Regions from separate parts of the Homo sapiens genome. Here region 2 is linked to region 1. Evidence: read pairs that join two places in POLR2A ChIA-PET (ENCODE). Cell type or tissue: IMR-90. All regions are shown on one strand.

Region 1 (2,500 bases):
AGTTGATAAATGCCCAGCATTATATTGTTCTGCAGGACGGCAATCCACCACAAAGAACCGGACTCCTTCCTAAAACGGAAACAACATTTGACATACAGGAATTTCCCATGAGGTTCACATTGCACAACATAATATTCACAGTTAACCAAATAAAGGGAACAAGTTCATTAAAAAATGGATCTCACATGGAATTGGGAGGACCTAGTTAGCACAGAAAATAACCCGAAGGTCCTAAATACTTTTATTTCTTTTAAACAGTTAAAACATTTTTCTTTTTTAGATGTTGTTCTTTACTGGAAAGTCTTAAAATACATAGAAGGAGAGTGTCTGTTTGAGCTATAAAACTAATTATAATTAATTATAAAACTAATTATAAAACGCTATATAGTTATAAACACAACTCTAGATATGCTATTCTTTTTTGCAAATAAATCTGCAAATTTATCAACAGCTCAATTCACGTAAGAACTAAACATCTATTTCGTGTGGGGGGATGAAGGGAGAATGTTCTGAAATACCAGTTTCAACTAAAGAAGTTCACATGGATCTCTTTAAACTGGATAACATGTTTTCATTTGTTTTTAAATATTAGTTTGAATAAGAAAAAAGTGAGATGCTTGTATTTTGAAAATCCTCAATAACCAGCGCAGATACAGTAAGAAATCCAACTAAGAAAGATCTACCATAAAAGGCTATTTTCCCACGTCCATTCCTTTCCTGCCCTCAACCTTGGAAATACACTACACCTTCCAAATACACACCATGGTTAACTGCTGCACTACTAGTAATAAAGACCATATATTAAAAACATCATTGGTCAAATTGACTTATTAGATTTTCATGAAGAAAATTTCATTTTCACAATTCTCCTTTGCTATAAGTTGTATGGAACTAAACCATGTAATTCAATTAGCTGTAAACTACCAGAAACTGTTAAATGCTAAATTCACCCTTTTAAAAGTATTTTATACAATGCCACATTCAGTTGCTCTACTGAAATATGGAAAAAAGATACGGCGATTTACAAAAACTGGTGTCAAGAATGTCAACAATAATTAATTGTAGACAATTAAAACACCACACAAGCTGACAAGTTTTAAAATGACCCTCTGAACATAACATTTAACACAATCATTCAAAAAGCCAAAAGAGCCACCTTGTTGCAGTAAATTGATTTTGTGGGAATCAATGAACAGGGAGGAAGTTGGTTCCTTGTATTTAAAATGAACAGTCCCCTAACAAACTGGGTTTCCTTTACTTACCCCTTGTAGCTGATTCGCTTGAAGGATCTCTGACACGGAGATGGCCAGACAAAGAGCCTGACTCAGATCTGCATCATCATCCTTAATTCCCAACAAAGTACTACCAAAGAGATGGTGATTATCCTGTTTGAAGGGAAATTTTTAAACATTATGAAAAAAAAAATCAAACTTTCTTCCTAAAAATATTCTTATTAAACCATGATAAAAGGTAAAATTATAATACTCTTGAGTTGTGATTTTTTAAAACTTAATACTACATAATCTCAAATTTTATAGGCTAAGAACTACAAAAATGTCACATAAAGTCCCTGTCAGTGTTCATACAAAATGAAAGACTAAGAAAAAAAAAACACATTCTAAATAGCTATTTTCTATACTACCACCTGTAGTTAATATTGAACTTTAAAAATGGTTACTTACAATTTTTCATATCTTAATAAAAACAAATATGTGGCAGAAATCTATTGCATAAATGAGTTAAAATACTGATCCACAGCCTGCTCTAATTCACAACTGCTAGTACAGTTTCACTATGTCTGAAGAATAAAAGGTGCAGCTCTTGAATAAGAAAAAAAATAAGACTTCTTTTTCATTCAGTATTTTAAACTACTATCCTACCATCTGACTTATACAGCATTGTTAGGAACTGAAGAGTTCTATATAAGAAAATTATTAAAATAGTTGAAACTGGTCCCTAGAAATAAGTCTTTTTAAATTAGTTATTTTTGAGGGAAAATGATCTTAAAAGGTTTCCTTTACCTGCTTTCTAAAACACAGTATACTAAACATAACTTAACTTTATCTTGACACTTCAGTGACACGATGAGTACCAACTAGAAATTATTATGGCAGAATGCTTTAAAAAAAAAGGTGCTCTCATGGGCACCTGAAGTCACATACAAACCTGTCTGCTTTATAAACTTGTGCCTCTTCCACTATTAGCTTTTGCTTCTTAGAGTTTCATTTTTCAGGAGTTCACATCACTCATACTTCTAATCTGGTGTCCTTTATTAGGCATCTGTCTGGTCTAAGGATCTAAGTCTTTACGGGGCCTAAATGACCTTTCTTTATAAGACAGCTCAGCATTATTAAGACTATACAAGCCTGAACTCCAGAGAAAAGTGGCAAAACTCTACCTCCTCCACTGGATTACTACTGTAATATAATTTTTTTTTTTTTTTTTTTGAGACAGAGTCTTCACTCTGTCGCCCAGGCTGGAGTGCAGTGGCACAATCTCA
Region 2 (2,500 bases), 110 kb before region 1:
ACCAAAGAAAGAGAAGAGGTGTATGAAGGGAGGCATGGGTGGGCAGAAATGTTGAACTTTATAGTGAAAGTGAAGAGGATTTAAAAGTCTTTCAGCTCAAGAGTGAAATTACAGTTATGCTATAGGAAGAGTAAATTGATATCAAGGTGCAGGGTGACACATAGAAGAGAGGCACTAGAGGCAGAGAAATTATCTGGGAAGCAAGCAAATATAGGATTTAGGCAAGATGAAGGAAATGAATAAAAGAGAAAAAAGAGGGGAATGTAATAGTATTAGGAGTTGAGGCCTTTGGGAAGTGATTAGATCATGAGGATGGAGCCCTTAAAAATAGGATGAGTGCCCCTATAAAAATGAGACTCCAGAGAACTTTCTTGCCCCTTTCCACTATTTGAGGACACAAACCAAATTTGCAGTCCTCAACCCAGAATAGGGCTCTTACAGAATTTGACCATGCTGGCACACTGATCTCAAACCCCCATCCTCAGGAATTGTGAGAAATAAATTTCTATAGTTTATTAGCTAAGTAGTTTTATGATATTTTTGTTATAGCAGCCTGTACTAAGATGGGAAGAAACTATTTATTGAGTATCTGTTATGTGTTATACATACTCTTAGGAGTTTTCACTTATATGAACTAAGAAGTGTCAGAATGGGTGAAAAAACTATAAGAAAGATATTACAACAAAGTTGAATTTGTTGAAGACTTCACAGCTGATTTTGTGTTTATGTGTGTATATAAATACAACAGCATAATCATTTGTGCTTGGGTAGGTAAGGATGAAAAAGAGAGAGGTCTAAAAAGGTCTATGGTTTCAAATATGAGTAACTGCTAAGGTAATAGTGGTATTATTAGAAAAAATGGATAACACAGGCTGGGTACAGTAGCTCATGCCTGTAATCCCAGCACTTTGAGAGGCCGAGGCGGGCGGATCACGAGGTCAGAAGATCGAGACCATCCTGGCTAACACGGTGAAACCCCGTCTCTACTAAAAATACAAAAAATTATCCAGGTGTGGTGGCGGGCGCCAGTAGTCCCAGCTACTCGGGAGGCTGAGACAAGAGAATCGCTTGAACCCAGGAGGCAGAGGTTGCAGTAAGCCGAGATCACACCACTGCACTCCAGCCTGGGCAACAGAGCGAAATTCCATCTTGGAAAAAAAAAAAAAAAAAGGATAACACAAAGAGAAAGAATGAGTGGGGAAAATGATGAGTTATATTTTTGACAAAAGTCAGGAATCCAAGCAAAACTGCTCAGTAAGTAGTAAGAAATATAGGGCTAGAGGTAAAAAGGGAAGCTATGCCAAAAGATATATAGACAGTGATTATCTGCACAGAAATGGTACCTGAAGCAATGAGATTTACTTTGGTTACTAATGGAGAGATTGAAGATAAAGAAGAAGACATATTCTAATAAATTCCTCACTTGAGGAATATCTAGAGCTGTGCTGTCCAATATGGTAGTCATTAGCCACATGATACTACTTAAATCAATTAAATAATGAAAACTGTAGTCTTTGTCACACTACATTTCAAGTGCTCAATAGCCACATGTGGCTAGTGGCTACCATATTGGACATCATAAATATAAATCATTTCCAGCATCATAGAAAGCTGTGATGGACAGCACTGATCTAGAGTTTGGTCAGAGCGTAGAAGAACCAGAAGACTCTATTCTCCTGAAGCCAAGGAAAAGAACATTTCAAGGAGAGAATAATCAGTGGTATCAAGTAAAAGTGGGTGACAGCCAACCTCCCCCACCCACAAAAAAACCACAATGAATTTTATGACTTCTAAAGCACTTTCAGCCTAATTATAAAGTTGTAAACTAGATTACAACAGATTTTGGATGAAATGGGTGCCAAATAAGTAACAGATGTAGACAATTCTTTTCAGTAATTTTTCAGTAAGGAAAAACAGAATGAAAACATCAGACAGCTGAAAGAGAATAGAGCTGTTCTATATGTACATGCTTAATATAAGCAGATTTGTGCACTGGCTGGAAGGTTTGGACACCAGTCAACCAGCTATTTACCAACTCTAGCAATCTGAAAGGCCTTTCATGTAGCAATGACAATTGAAGGGACAGAATTACATCATTTTAAAACAATAAGGAGCCTTAAAAATAATCTAATCCACCCCTCCTCACATTATAAAGAAAGCAGAGTTGCCCATGGTCACACACACAACTCAGTGGTATTAAAATTTAGAATAAGAATTCAGGTCAGCTGGGCATGGTGGCTTATGCCTGTATTCCCAGCACTTTGGGAGGCCGAGGCAGGTAGATCACCTGAGGTCAGGAGTTCAAGACCAGCTTGGCCAATATACAAAAAATTAGCCTGGCATGGTAGCAGCCGCCTATAATCCCAGCTACTGGGACGCTGAGGGAGGAGAATTGCTTGAAGCCTGCAGGCAGAGGCTGCAGTGAGCCAAGATGGCGCCATTGCACTCCAGCCTGGGCAACAAGAGCGAAACTCCATCTCAAAAAAAAAAAAAACTCAGG

What was found. ChIA-PET counts read pairs that join two places held together with the same protein. Peaks named below come from ENCODE experiments on the same cell type or tissue, not always from the same donor. Only the 100,000 strongest peaks of a DNase experiment are listed, where the experiment ranks them.
Region 2: POLR2A ChIA-PET joins it to region 1 with 15 read pairs; 3 of 35 experiments call an interaction of 5 or more read pairs at or near these places.

What each region holds. Positions count from the first base shown.
Region 1 is chr3:100,296,808-100,299,307 of GRCh38, reverse strand. It overlaps TBC1D23 (TBC1 domain family member 23), which reads right to left. Exons shown (of 19, transcript NM_001199198.3): 9 at 1,263-1,385; 10 at 1-69. Among named protein-coding and RNA genes, the nearest start is that of NIT2, 37 kb to the left of the region's middle. In IMR-90, no CTCF peak of the experiment used is centred here; a DNase peak (open chromatin) is centred at 1,297.
Region 2 is chr3:100,403,462-100,405,961 of GRCh38, reverse strand. The region is part of intron 1 of LNP1 (leukemia NUP98 fusion partner 1); the gene reads right to left. Among named protein-coding and RNA genes, the nearest start is that of LNP1, 3.2 kb to the right of the region's middle. In IMR-90, no CTCF peak of the experiment used is centred here; no DNase peak of the experiment used is centred here; H3K4me3 peaks cover 347 bases; H3K27ac peaks cover 190 bases.